Linked DNA regions of Homo sapiens: region 1 is linked to region 2. A link is a contact called in ENCODE Hi-C or POLR2A ChIA-PET data. All regions are on one chromosome and are shown on one strand. Each heading gives the region's core, a stretch centred on a gene start or an enhancer-like site at or near the end of the contact. The rest is flanking DNA. Distances are from core to core; before and after follow the strand shown.

Evidence for each region. A loop is a pair of places that touch in the nucleus more often than their neighbours do. ChIA-PET counts read pairs that join two places held with the same protein, here RNA polymerase II (POLR2A). Pooled maps may share reads with other maps.
Region 1: a map of gastrocnemius medialis shows a loop between it and region 2 (5-fold over the local background). The contact joins the promoter of SLC25A33 here to the enhancer-like site in region 2. A Hi-C loop is called at or near these places in 9 of 168 maps with a recorded cell type or tissue (B cell, HepG2, K562 and 6 more), 7 of 37 single-sample maps with no recorded cell type and 19 of 50 pooled maps. POLR2A ChIA-PET finds 5 or more read pairs at or near these places in 15 of 52 experiments (A549, BJ, HEK293T and 9 more).

Annotation. Positions count from the first base shown.
Region 1 is chr1:9,535,220-9,542,648 of GRCh38, forward strand. SLC25A33 (solute carrier family 25 member 33) reads left to right here and starts at 4,246. Exons shown (of 7, transcript NM_032315.3): 1 at 4,246-4,528. The coding sequence starts at 4,473. RefSeq lists silencers at 4,002-4,521, 4,542-4,901 and enhancers at 4,011-4,305, 4,972-5,101, 6,127-6,626.
Region 2 is chr1:9,501,946-9,509,150 of GRCh38, forward strand. No RefSeq gene overlaps it. Among named protein-coding and RNA genes, the nearest start is that of SLC25A33, 34 kb to the right of the region's middle. Within about 2 kb of position 1,471, at least 6 of the 41 ENCODE cell types and tissues checked have a DNase peak (open chromatin) inside an H3K27ac peak, as active enhancers do; they include gastrocnemius medialis and right lobe of liver, where a contact is called at or near this core.

The sequences.
Region 1 (7,429 bases), core at 2,996-5,495, 36 kb after region 2:
GCTATAAAAATCGTTTTACACTTGATCTTAGCCAAAAGGCCGAGAAGGGATGTAAAAATAATTTAAAAATTTTTTAATATTAAAATAGAGTTGGGTGCCGGGTGTGGTGCCTCACGTCTGTAATGTCAACATTTTGGGAGGCTGAGGCAGGCAGATCACTTGAGGCCAGGAGTTCAAGACCAGCCTGGCCAACATGGTGAAACCCTGTCTCTACTAAAAATACAGAAAAATTAGCCAGGCATGGTGGCACGTGCCTGTAATCCAGCTACTCGTGAGGCAGAGGCAGGAGAATTGCTTGAACCCAGGAGGTGGAGGTTGCAGTGAGCTGAGATCATGCCACTGCACTCCAGCCTGGGTGACAGAGTGAGACTTCATCTAAAAAAATAAATAAAAATAAATAAAATAAAATAGAGATGGGGTCTTGCTATGTTGCCCAGGTTAGTCTAGAGCCGAAATGATCCTCCCACCGTGGCCTCCCAAAGTGATGAGATTACAGAGGTGAGCCACCACACCCAGCCTGTAAAAATAATTTTTTTCTTTTTTGACACGGAGTTTCACTCTTGTCACCCAGGCTGGAGTGCAATGGCATGTTCTCAGCTCACCACAACTCCCACCTCTTGGGTTCAAGCCATTCTCCTGCCTCAGCCTCCCAAGCAGGTGGGATTACAGCCGCCCACCACCATGCCGAAGTTAATTTTTGTATTTTTAGTAGCAGCTTATGGGCCAGGCTGGTCTCAAACTCCTGACCTCAGGTGATCTGCCTGCCTCAGCCTCTCAAAGTGCTGGGATTACTGGCGTGAGCCACCGCGCCTGGCCTAAAAATAATTTTTAAAATTTTTATATTAAAATTGCTGCTAGCAAAACCTTTTTTTTTGTATATTGACCTTATTTCCTGTGATCTTGCTAAATTCACTAATTAGTTCTAGTAGTTGTTATATAGATTACTTAGAATTTTCTAGTAAACAGTTACATCATCTATGACTGAAGACAGTTTCACTTCTTTATGATCTTTACACATTTTTTTTTCTTGCCTTACTGCACTGACTAGGGCCTCTAGCACAACATTGAGTAAGTGGTAACGGCAAATATCTTTGCTTATTGCCAATCTTAGGGGCAGGTGGTCAGTTATTTAATGTTGTGTGTGATGTTAGCTATAGGTTTGGGGTAGACGCTTTATATCAGATAGAGGAATTCCCTCCTGTTCCTTGTTTGCTGAGAGCTTTTTTTCATGAATAGGTGTTCAGTTTTTTCAAATGCTTTTCTGCATCAATTTACATGGTCATCAGGTTTTTTTCCATTATTCTCTCTTTCTCTTTCACTGTTTTTTTTTTCTTTTTTTCCTTTTTTTTTTTTTTTTTTTTTTTTTGCTGTTGACACAGCCCCAGGAGGTCCTGGGAACATGTGTCCCTGTTATTCTCTTAATATGCTGAATTATATGGATTGATTTTTTGAATGTTAAACCAATCTCTAATTCCTGGGCATCTCTCATTTCGTCCTGATGTATTATCCTTTTTCTATATTGCTGGATTTGATTGCCAATGTTTCATTAAAGGTTTTTATCTATTGGAATCTCTGTTGTATACCCAGTACATGGCCATGGCCAATGCCTGAGCTGGTGTCAGAGGAGCTCTAGAAGTCTAGGAAGGGGGCCATCCTAGTCAGGGAAAATAGCAGGTTCAAGCCAGGCGTGGTGGCTCACACCTGTAATCTCAGCACTTTGGGAGGCCAAGGCGGGCGGATCACCTGAGGTCAGGAGTTCGAGCCCAGCCTGGCCAACATAGTGAAACCCTGTCTCTACTAAAAATACAAAAATTAACCAGGCATGGTTGCGGGCGCCTGTAATCCCAGCTACTCGGGAGGCTGAGGCAGGAGAAACGCTTGAACCCAAGAGGTGGGGGTCGCAGTGAGCCGAGAACGCACCATTGCACTCCAGCCTGGGCAACAAGAGTGAAACACCGTGTCAAAAAAAAAAAAAAAGAAAAAACCAACAAAAATTAGCCAAGCATGGTGGCATATGTCTGTAATCCCAGCTACTCAGGAGGCTGAGGCAGGACAATCGCTTGAATCTGGGAGGTGGAGTATGCAGTGAGCCAAGATGGTGCCACTGCACTCCAGCCTGGGTGACAGAATGAGGCCTCCTCTTAAAATAATAGGCCAGGTGCGGTGACTCACGCCTGTAACCCCAGCACTCTGGGAGGCTGAGGTGGGCGGATCACGAGGTCAGGAGTTTGAGACCAGCCTGACCAACATGGTGAAACCCTGTCTCTACTAAAAATACAAAAATTAGCCCAGTGTGGTGGTGCATGCCTGTAATCCCAGCTACTCAGGAGGCTGAGGCAGGAGAATTGCTTGAACCCGGGAGGCAGAGGTTGCAGTGAGACGAGATCGTGCCACTGCACTCCAGCCTGGGTGACAGAGCAAGACTCCATCTCAAAATAAATAAATAAAAATTAAAAAAAACATATAATAAAAATAAAAAATTATTTATTTTTACTTTTTTTTTTCTTTTGTAGAGACAGGGTTTTGCCACGTTATCCAGGCTGGTCTTGAGCTACTAGACTCAAGTCATCCACTCTTCTCAGCCTCCCAAAGTGCTGGGATGACAGGAGTGGGCCACTGTGCTGGGTTTTCTTTACTTCTTTTTCTCAGATATCTCATGCCCTAGTATGGCTTCCCCTTCTCCTAGGCCTGGGAGCAATGGCTTTAATAGTAACCACTGTATTTGCATTTTGGAGGACTGCTCCTAAGAGCTGTTTTTATTTAAAGAGTCCCAGCAATCAAATACAGATTGGCTGGCTAGCTCCCACGTTTCCACACAATTCCCTCCTACTTAAGCTCTCTATGTTTACACACAGGACATCTAACTGCTTGTTCTGGTCAAGGTACAGCTTTCCGGAGCTCTGAGAGACGGAAGAGAAAGGGTTGGTACGTTCTGCAGGTGAATGGTGGTCTGCTGAGAGAGAGACAGACAGAGAGACATAGTCCAAGGTAACAGGAAAGCTTCTGGCACTGGTGCCTGTGCAGTCAGTGGTGTCACTGCCAGGACAGGAAATAGAGGTAGAGCAGGTTTGGGGGAGGGGAAGAATGATAAGTTCAATTTGGGACCTTTATTCATTAGCTCCTTGGGCATTACTAGGTGGCAGGTACTGTGTCAGGAACAACTGTGAACAAAAGAAATAAGGTCCCTGCTCTCCTGAAGCTTACATTCCTGTATGGGAAGGACAACTTAAATAAATCAACAAACTAACTGCAGAAGCCCTGGTTCTATAGTCGTGTGACAGACTGCGCTGCAAAGGCGGCCAGGAAAGTCTCCATCTGGGGGAGACCTGGAGATTAGAAGATGTCAGGTTGAGTATGACAATGACCCAGTGACATAGGCTGAGAGAAGCAGTTTGGATATCTAGGTCTGGGCTGGAGATGATCAGAAAAGAAGCAAAAAGCATACTGCAAAATATACGCAGCATATACTACTACTTATAGGGAGATCAAAAATCCACATAATGATAATGATTATTAATTATTTGAGACAGAGTCTCGCTTTGTCGTCCAGGCTGGAGTGCAGTGGCAAGATCTTGGCTCACTGCAGCCCCCGCCTCCCGGGCTCAAGCGATTATCCAGCCTCAGCCACCCAAGTAGCTGGGATGACAGGGGTGCGCCGCCTCGTCCGGCTAACTTTTGTATTTCTAGTAGAGACACGGTTTCGCCGTCTTGGACAGGTTGGTCTGTAACTCCTGGCTTCAGGCGATCCGCCCGCCCGCCTCGGCCTCCCAAAGTGTTGAGATTGCAGGCGTGAGCCACCGTGAGGGCCTCACTGATTATCTAAGGCTGTTTAGATTATAGATTTTTAGATTATGTTTTTGTTTCCCTAAACGGGGTGGTGAGTACAGAGGTGTGAGATGTAACACGTAATTTGTACACCTTTTGCACACGTAAATATCACAAAGTAAACTTTTAAAATAAGGCAAGGCCTAGGGCCTCGCGAGGCTTCTCTGAGGAGCGAGGACCAGTCAGTCACAGCCAGTTTCCACTGCCTCCACGCTCCGGCCTAGGCCAGCCCCTCTCCCCAGTCATTCGCTCGGGGCTGGCTCCGCCCCAGAACTGCGCAACCTCCCCGCCCACATCCGCGTCCTAACCAATGAGCGCTCGAAATTTGGGTCCACACCCCCGTCACGCCCCGCCCCAGACTCGCGCGCCCGTGACGTCACGGTCCGGCCCCCGCCACGTGACGGCCGCGCGCCGGGCTCTAGCTCCCCGCCGGGCTCGCGCCGCAGAGGCCGGTGAGGCGCCGGCGGCCACGCCGCGGAAGGCGCGGGCCGAGCAGAGCCGGGCGTTGGAGCCCGCGCGCGCATGGAGGCGTTGCCGGCAGCCCCCTGAGGGCAGCGGGGAGACAAGACCCGGCGACCTCGCGCATCCCTCGAGCCGCCACGCGCTCTCGCCACCGGGCGGCGACGGGCCGCGGAGCCGGCGCGGCCATGGCGACGGGCGGCCAGCAGAAGGAGAACACGCTGCTTCACCTCTTCGCCGGCGGGTGAGTTCCCGGGCCCAGCCGCGCGCGCCCCACCGCCTGCGGTCCCCTCGGCCTTCGCCCCGGGCGCGGCCCCAGCCTCCCGCGGCGGTTACCGGCCTTCCCCGGGCTACGGCGCCGGCGCTCGGGAGGAGGAAGTCCCGGCGTCGGGGACTGGTGGGCAGGGCCGAGGGAGGGGGTCGGGCCTTCCTCACCCCTACGTCCTGACCGCAGCCCCGAGGGCGGCTGTGCCCCGCCGCCCGTCCTCCCCGCGGCGTCCCCAGCTTTTCCCCATTCTGAAGAGTCAGTGGCCGGTGAGTGGTGCTCGGCGGCGGTCCAGCCTGGACGCTGTGGCGCGGCCCCCCCTCCCCCGCCCCCTTCTCCTGGGGCCTCTCCCGAAGCGCAGCGCCTCAGAGCCCGTGGTAGGATCGCTGATGCTCGGGTGTGCCCGAGGTTCCTCAGGGCAGCGCGGGAGGTCATCCGGACGGGCAAAAAGGTCTGCGGACGTTGGACGTCAGCAAGGCCTGGGTGGTGCTGGTGAACGGTGATGCTTGCGGCCACACGCGGGGTGGCTAAGCCAGGGACCCGAACTCATATGAGGTCTGGAAGGTGTGTTGAGACACTTCTCGCCGGCTGGTAGACGCTTCCAACGCCAGAGACCGCAGAATTGTAAGGTGTTCCTTGTTTTGAAAGCTGCATTAGGTCTATGGTCAGGCACCTTTTTTCCAGCGGAGACAATGCATTTTTAGGAGGTTGAGTTCTGCGGTTAGGAAGGGAGATGGTACCCCTCGCCACCTCCCCTTGTCACCTCCCGCCGAGAATAGAAGGTAAAATATTTTTGAGTATTAGTAATTTTCTTTTTTCCTTTATCACAGCCGGTGGCTTGGGGTCCTTTCGGAGTCTTACAGATATTTGGAGTATTAATTTGAGGACCTCATCGGCCTGGCACAGGAATTTTTGAGTGTAGGATATTTTGCATAAAATAGTTTATTCTGGGATGATCATCTTGGCTTGAGTAGTTGCAGCCTGGATTCCTACCTGGATATGTTCCTTACAACAAACAATGGTTGAGAAACTTATCTTGGAAGATGACTGATGAAAGCGTCCCTGAGCTTTTTTTGTACTTGTATTGTGGGCAGTCACCAGGTTACTTTAACCAAAAACTTCGGTGGGTCTTCATAGATTGGAAGAGTTTCTCATTCATCTCTTCCCTGTCATTCATTCCCTTGCAACCCTTCCCTCCATGTCTCCATTGAGACTTCCTTTTTTTTTTTGAGAGGGAGTCTTCCTCTGTCGCCCAGGCTGGAGTGCAGTGGTGCGATCTTTGGGCTCACTGCAACTTCCGCCTCCCGGATTCAGGCGATTCTCCTGCCTCAGCCTCCCGAGTAGCTGGGATTACAGGCCCCGCCACCAAGCCTGGCTAATTTTTTTTTTCTTTTTTTTTTTTTGAGACGGAGTTTCGCTCTGTAGCCCAGGCTGGAGTGCACTGGCGCCATCTCAGCTCACTGCAAGCTCCGCCTCCCGGGTTCACGCCATTCTCCTGTCTCAGCCTCCCGAGTAGCTGGGACTACAGGCACCCGCCACTACGCCCAGCTTTTTGTATTTTTAGTAGAGACGGGGTTTCACCGTGTTAGCCAGGATGGTCTCGATCTCCTGACCTCGTGATCCGCCCGCCTCGGCCTCCCAAAGTGCTGGGATTACAAGTGTGAGCCACTGCGCCCGGCCACGCCCAGCTAATTTTTTTGTGTTTTTGCTAAGAGGCGGAGTTTTGCCATGTTGGCCAGGCTGGCACTCCTGACCTCAAGTGATGGCCCACCTTGGCCTCCCAAATTGCTGGGATTACAGGCGTGAGCCACCATGCCCGGCAGAGACTTCCTTTCAGAGTAACACAAGGGGGAAGCATTCTTAAATTAAGCCACTCTATATAAATTTGTCTTTCTTGGGAATTTTAAACAACTTGGCCATTTTTTTTTTTGTCTCACACGTTTTTTAAGCCAAGAAGGATCATTTAAAAAAAAAAAAAAAAGGAATTTCTGCTCAGTGATTTTGACTTACTGTTTTTAGTGAGGTGGGTTTTTGCTTTTTGTTTTTTTTCAGACGGAGTCTTGCTCTGTCTCCCAGGCTGGAGTGCAGTGGCGCCATCTCGGCTCACTGCAAGCTCCGCCTCCTGGGTTCACGCCATTCTCCCGCCTCAGCCTCCCGAATAGCTGGGACTACAGGTGCCCGCCACCACGCCCGGCTAATTTTGTATATTTTTAGTAGAGACGGGGTTTAACCGTGTTAGCCAGGATGGTCTCGATCTCCTGACCCCCTCTGCCCACCTCGGCCTCCCAAAGTGCTGGGATTGCAGGCATGAGCCACTGCGCCCGGCCAGTGAGGTGGTCTTTTACAATTTTTCTTTGTATTCCAAACCAGGAGAGTTGCATGCTGGAGCAGCCTCTGTTGAGGCTCACTGTGAGATGGATGGCCCTGTCTTGTTGAATCTCCCTCTGTACCCTTCCCTGTGCCCTCTGGCTGCCAGATTCTCCTCCTAGGGCACCAGCCTTATACCTTGTGATGGAGTACATCTGCAGTGGCCAGCACAGCTCTCCTGCTTGATTAAGATGTAGGTAGTTCATTAGGGTGGCGCCTGAAGCCATTGTATTTAACAAGTTTCCGTTCCTGTCTTGGCAGCAATTGGAGACTCAAGAAAGAAAAGACAGCTTCCAAAAGTATGTTTTCAGAGTAACTAATTGGATTTTGATCCACTCTCACTAGCCTAAAATATTTTACTTTCTGTTAGGGAAGAACATGAAAGGAGCTGAGTGTAAAATGGCTGTATTGTATGGTTAAAATGAGGCCACCCAGAGGTCCCACCTAGTCCGGTGGAATATGTGCTGCCTTGCTCCAAGTAACTAGTTGCTGCTGTTGTTAAGCTGGCGTCTT
Region 2 (7,205 bases), core at 221-2,720:
GGCAGAGGTTGCAGTGAGCCGAGATTGCGCCATTGCACTCTAGCTTGGGCAACAAGAGTGGAACTCCGTCTCAAAAAAATAAATAAATAAATAAAATTTAAAAACACAAAAATAAAATAAAATAATTAATAGTAAACAGGTGTGGGTCTCTACTAAAAATACAAAATTATCCGGGCATGGTGGCACACACCTGTAATCCCAGCTACTCGGGAGGCTGACGCAGGAGAATCACTTGAACCCGGGAGGTGGAGGTTGCAGTGAGCCGAGATGGCGCCACTGCACTCCAGCCTGGGTGACAGGGGGAGACACCCTCTCAAAAAAAATAAAAATAAATAAAAAATAAAATCAGGAGGAAAATATGAATATAATAATAAATATATATGAATAAATATATAAATATATAATAAATATATATGAATATAATCATAAATACATATCATAACGACTCCAGTTTGGATTTTATCTGTAAAATCGTATGTGGCTATAAAATATAATTTTAAAAAAATTTTAATGGAGAAGGTACTCACAAAAGAAAAAGTACCCAGGGCCTGTGAAAAGCACAGCACAGCCCTAAGTCCTATAAAATATGTTTTTGAAGCCTTTTCTCCAGGGACTTCAGTCTACTTTGCAAATAAAAATGAAACTCCCGCTGGGCACAGTGGCTCATGCCTGTAATACCAGCACTGTGGGAGACTGAGGCAGGAGGATCATTTGAGTTCAGGAGTTCAAGACCAGCCTTGGCAACATGGTGAAACCCCCATGTCTACCAACAAAAACAAAAATTAGCCAGGCATGGTGGCACATGCCTGTAGTCCCACCTACTTCGGGGCTGAGGCAAGTGGGTCGCTTTACCCTGGGAGATGGATATTGCAGTGAGCTATGATCGTGCCACTGCACTCCAGCCTGGGTGACAAAGTGAGACCCTGTCTCATAAAAAAAAAAAAAAAGAAGAAGAAAAGGAAAGAAAGAAGAAAAAGAAGAAAAAAGAGAGAAAGAAGAAAGAAAGAAAGAAAGAAGGGAGGGAGGGAGGGAGGGAGGGAAGGAAGGAAGGAAGGAAGGAAGGAAGGAAGGAAGGAAGGAAGGAAGGAAGGAGGGAGGGAAGGAAGAAAGAAAGAAAGAAAAGTTTCGATATGTCCATCTCTGAGAAAGGACACCATCGGGGCAAATTTTAGGGAGATGCTCTTGGGAGCACCGCCCCCTCCAACCCAGAGCTCCACTGTTTCCTTCCCACGGTCAAGGCATTTGTCCAGAGGAAAGGTGGAAGAAAAACCTCACCTTTGAGCTTTTGAGGTCTCGAATGTGTTTGGTGACCAAGTATTGATCCAGTGATTTGATTCTGGGATTCCGTCCATGCTCAGACGTAGATTCTTATTGGAAAAAAAGAAAAAGAAAGAAAAAACTTGGCACCGGTGACCCAAACAAGCCAGTCTGATCCAGGCACACTGGAGGCAGCCAGGGCTTATAAATAACCACGCTGGCCAGGCCCGGAGGAGCCTGGGCCGTACAGTCTGTCCCATGAGGGGCCGGCGGCTCCTGGGCCCTAGTTTCACCTCATGGCATCAGCCGGGCTGTTATTTCACTCCAAGAAGAGGAGGGAACACAGGGTGGTGGCTCAGGTGACTCCCGGGTGCCTGTTTTTCATTTGTTCTGGCCGGACAGGCGGATGAGCTCCCCAGCTGGCATTGGAAAGGTCACGGGGCTAAAGATCACTTGCCTTGAATGAGCATTCCTCAGAGCCCTGCACCCCAGGACCCACACCTATTTATTATTAATGTTTTTATTTTATGTATTTTTTTAATTTTATTATTTTTTATTTATTTTTTTGAGATGGAGTTCCACTCTTGTTGCCCAGGCTGGAGTGCAGTGGCACAATCTTAGCTCACCGCAACCTCCACCTCCCAGATTCAAGCAATTCTCCTGCCTCAGCCTCCCAAGTAGCTGGGATTACAGGCATGAACCACCACACCTGGCTAATTTTGCATTTTTAGTAGAGCCAGGGTTTCTCCATGTTGGTCAGGCTGGTCTCGAACTCCCGATCTCAGGTGATCCACCTGCCTCGGGCTTCCAAAGTGCTGGAATTACAGGTGTGAGCCACCGCACCCAGCCTATTTTTTTATTTTTAAGACAAAGTCTCACTCTGTCCCCCAGGCTGGAGTGCAGTGGTGCAATCTCCACTCACTGCAACCTATGTCTCCCATGTTTGAGCGATTCTTCTGCCTCAGCCTCCCTAGTAGCTGGGATTACAGGTGTGCACCACCACAACCAGCTAATTTTTTGTGTGTATTTTTAGAAGAGATGGGGTTTCACTATGTTGTCCAGGCTGGTCTCAAACTCCTGACCTAAAATTCACTCTTGAGATTTTTTCATTCACTCAAATGATCGACCCACCTCGGGCTCCCAAAGTGCCGGGATTACAGGCATGAGCCACTGCACCTGGCCAAATTTTTTATTATTTAAACAACCACTGCTGCTTTCTTCTGGGGTTCCAGGGTGAGGCATGAGGGGTGCAAGTGGACAGCCTGGGGGGAGAAGCACCACCGTCCTTAGAGGCTGTGGCTGTGGGCAGGGCCAGGCTGGGTCCTCCCCATCACAGGGGTCTCAGTGAGCCCACCACACCCCGGGCCCTGTTTGTCGCATGGTCCCTTCCGAAGCAGCCCTGTTTGTGCACTGCCAAGCCTTCAACATCCACCATCGCTCCTGTTTCCATGCCCCCATATCAAGCCATGGGCCAACATTTTCTTTCCATTCACACTCAATGCCACACCTGTACCAGGAGGGGCCGGGTCTCCAGGATGACTTCCAGTGCTGACCTCTCAATCGCCACCAAGCATCTCTCTCCCATCCAGGGTACTTACTGTAGGGATCTGCGGGGGCAGGAAGAGGAGCTGCAAGAGAAGTCCTTCCAGGCTGGGCCCGGGGCTCACGCCTATAATCCCAGCACTTTGGGAGACCAACGTGGGCAGATCGCCTGAGGTCAGGAGTGCGAGACCAGCTTGGCCAACAAGGTGAAACGCCATCTCTATTAAAAATACAAAAATTAGCCAGGTGTGGTGGCACATGCCTGCAATCCCAGCTACTCAGGAGGCTGAGGCAGAAGAATCTCTTGAACTGGGAGGTGGAGGTTGCAGTGAGCCGAGATGGCAGCACTGCATTCCAGCCTGGGCAACAGAGTGAGACTCCATCTCAATTAAAAAAAAAAAAAAAAAAAAAAAAAAAAAAGGTCTTTCCAGGCAGGGCCACGAGAGTCTTTCAGCATCATTTCCAGGCCTTGCCACTGAAGGCTTGAACGTAACCCTTTAATCCTCCCGCAGCCTCTCAGGCCCCCCTGGAGTGCGAGTCAGTGCACAGAATTGAAGATCTCAGGGACAGGGCCTGGCCGGTGGCTATACATGTTACATTCTCTGTGCTCCTGTATCAGGTGGCCAAGAGCAAGAGCCCAGGAGGGAGCCACAGCAGGCCCCACCTGCTCACACAGCAGGGCCCCACCAGCCACCTCTGCGGCCAGGACACTCACCCAGTCTGAGCCGCTCTCCTGCACTGGCAAAACCGGAATATAGCAGCACCTACCTTACAGATTATTCCAAGGATTAGACAGTGTAAATAGATAAAAGGCTTAACCTACATAGTCCCCAGCCTGTGGTAAACGCTGCTTTATTTGACAATACATTATTGATGAGGTGCTGAGACCCAGAAGAACTGTATTAATTTCCTGTGGCTACTGTAACAAATGGCCATAAACTGGGTGGCTTAACACAACAGAAATTGAGTCTCTCACAGTTTCAGAGGCCAGAAGTTCAAATCAAGGTGTTGGCAGGGCCACACTGTCTCCGAAGGCTCTGGGGCAGCACCCTTCCCTGCTTCTTCCAGCTTTGGGAGGCTCCAGGTGTGACTTCACCTGTGGCTGCGTCACCCAACCTCTGCCTCTGTCTTCCCAGGGCCGTCTCCTCTGCATCTGTGTCTCCCCTTCTGTTTTTTATAAGGACACCAGTCATTGGAATTAGGGTCCAACCAGGCATCCAGAATGATCTCAACTAGAGGTTCTTTTTCTTTTTGCTTTTTCCTTTGAGACAGGGTTTCACTCTGTCACCCAGGCTGGAGTGCAATAGTGTGATCTCGGCTCACTGCAACCTCCGCCTCCCGAGTTCAAGCAATTCTTCTGCATCAGCCTCCCATGTAGCTGAGATTACAGGCACACACCACCACGCCTGGCTAATTTTTTGTATTTTTAGTAGGGACGGGGTTTCGCCATGTTGGCCAGGCTAATCTCGAACTCCTGACCTCAGGTGATCCGCCCACCTCGGCCTCCCAGAGTTCTGTGATTACAGGCGTGAGCCACCCCGCCCGGCCTCATCTAGACGTTCTTAATCACATCTGCACAGACGCTTTTTTCAAATACGGTCACAATCGCAGGTTCTGGATGGACATATATTTGGGGCGCCACCGTTCAACCCACTATAGTGCCTAATGCCCAGGTGAGTTCCTAGTGAAAGAGAAGCTAAACCCATTTCCTTCCACACCCATGGGAGGCACACGGGGACAGCAAGGTCAAGAAGGGCAGCACGTGTCCACGGTGGCCACTGACACTGAGAGCTTGTCCGTGAGGCTGTAAGTCCTGCAGGTCTGCATGCTGGACCTTGAAGGAGAGCAAATTCTCTGTAATTGCTCTGAAAACCCACCTGGACTAACGGTGTCCCCCTGGAACGGGCTCCTCTGATGCATGTGACAGTCCCTCTCGATTCACTTCTGAAACTGGTTTCTGCCAGGTGCAGTGGCTCACACCTGTAATCCCAGCACTTTGGGAGGCCGCGGGTGGATCACCAGAGATCAGGAGGTCGAGACCTGCCTGGCTAACATGGTGAAACCCCATCTTTACTAAAAATACAAAAATTAGCATGATGGGGGGTGCCTGTAATCCCAGCTACTCAGGAGGCTGAGGCAGGAGAATCACTTGAACCCGGGAGGCAGAGGTTGTGGTGAGCCGAGATCACGCCATTGCACTCCAGCCTCGGCAACAGAGCGAAACTCCATCTCAAAAAAAAAAAAGAGAAAATAAACTGATTTCCTTGGGTGCTTTACTACTGTTTCCTAACTGCAGCTGCAATCGCATCTACATTCAATCTGGCATCAGAAACTGGCCTCCCTCCAAGGCAGGACAACAGCCCCACAGACCAGGTTAAAATTCTGTCGCTTGCAAAACTGTCCCAGGTTCCAATCTTGCTTTAGTATCTTAGAGGGGAAAGAGATGACAATTAAAGGCTGAAACAAGTGTGACTAGCTCTCCTTTGTGCATGGCCTCTTTTTTTTTTTTTTTTTTTTTTTTAAGATGGAGTCTTGCTGTGTCGCCCAGGCTGGATGCAGTGGTGAGATCTCGGCTCACTGCAGCCTCCATCTCCTGGATTCAAGCGATTCTCCTGACTCAGCCTCCCCAGTAGCTGGGACTACAGGCGTGTGCAACTGCACCCAACTAATTTTTGTATTTTTAGTAGAGATGGGGTTTCATCCTGTTGACCAGGCTGGTCTCAAACTCCTGATCTCAAGTGATCCACCTGTCCCAGCCTCCCAAAGTGCTGGGATTACAGGCGTGAGCCACCCCGTCCGGCCTGCCTGTTCCCTTTCATTCCTGCTCAGTTTCCATCACCCCACAGCCTGGTTCCATGTGGTATCCAGACTTTGAACATGCACCCTTGGAATAAGCCTCTTCAGCTGGTCCTGTGTTGGCCTGAAGCTGCTTGACCCAAGTTGGAGTTTTCACAAAAGTGACTCTATAACTCTGAATCACCCTGAGAATTCACACAGTGACACCTCCCGTTGATGTGTATTATGAATCTAAATAAATACTGTCTCAAAGCGATCAGTAAGGGTTTTGTTGTGATTAGGTTTTTGGTAACAGCTTTATTAAGCTATCATTCACATACCATACAACTCATACATTTAAAGTGTACAGCTGGGTTGGGTGCAGTGGCTCACACCTGTAATGCCAGCACTTTGGGAGGTCGAGAAAGGCAGATTGCGTGAGCTCAGGAGTTCGAAACCAGCCTGGGCAACCTGGTGAAACCCTGTCTCTACAAAAAATACAAAAATTGGCTGTGCATGGTGATGCACGCCTGCAGTCCCAGCTACTCAGGAGGCTGAAATGAGAGGATGACTTGAGCCCGGGAGGCAGAGGTTGCAGTGAGCTGAGATTGCACCACTACACTCCAGCCTAAGGGACAGAGCCAGGCCATGCCACAAAAGAAAAAAGTGGACAAATTGTATGATTTTTAGTAGACTCACAGAGTTGTGCAACTATCACCACAATCAATTTTGGAAGATTTTCATCACTCTAAAAGAAGCCATATCCCTTAGCTGTTACTCTCAATTCTCCCTTCCCCAGCTCCTGACAACCCTAAACTTTCTGTCTCTGTGAATTTGCCTTCTCTGCAAATCTCTTTTTTTGAGATGGAGTCTCACTCTGTCTCCCAGGCTGGAGTGCAGTGGCATGATCTCGGATCACTGCAACCTCTGCCTCTCGGGTTCAAGCAATTCTCTTGCCTCAGCCTCCCAAGTAGCTGGGATTACAGGCGCCCGCCACTATGCCCAGCTAATTTTTGTATTTTTAATAGAGACAAGGTTTTACCATGTTGGCCAGACTGGTCTCAAACTCCTGACCTGAAGTGATCTGCTCGCCTTGACCTCCCAAAGTGCTGGGATTATAGTTGTGAGCCACTGCGCCCGACTCTGCAAATCTCTTATAAATGGAATTACACACTACGTGATCTTTATCCTCTGGCTTCTTTCACTTGCTTTTTTTTTTTTTTTTTTTTTTTTTTGAGATGGAGTCTTGCTCTGTTGCCCAGGCTGGAGTGCAGTGGCGCAATCTCGGCTCACGGCAAGCTGCGCCTCCTGGGTTCACGCCATTCTCCTGCCTCAGCCTCCGGAGTAGCTGGGACTACAGGAACCCGCCACCACGCCCAGCTAATTTTTTTTGTATTTTTAGTAGAGACGGGATATCACTATGTTAGCCAGGATGGTCTTGATCTCCTGACCTCGTGATCCGCCTGCCTCAGCCTCCCAAAGTGCTGGAATTACAGGCATGAGCCACCGCGCCTGGCCTACCATGATGTTTTCAAGGTTCATTCATTTCATAGCATGTATCAGTACTTCATCCCTTTTTATATGTATATTCCATTGTGTGGTAATATACTATGTTTCATTTTTCCATTCAT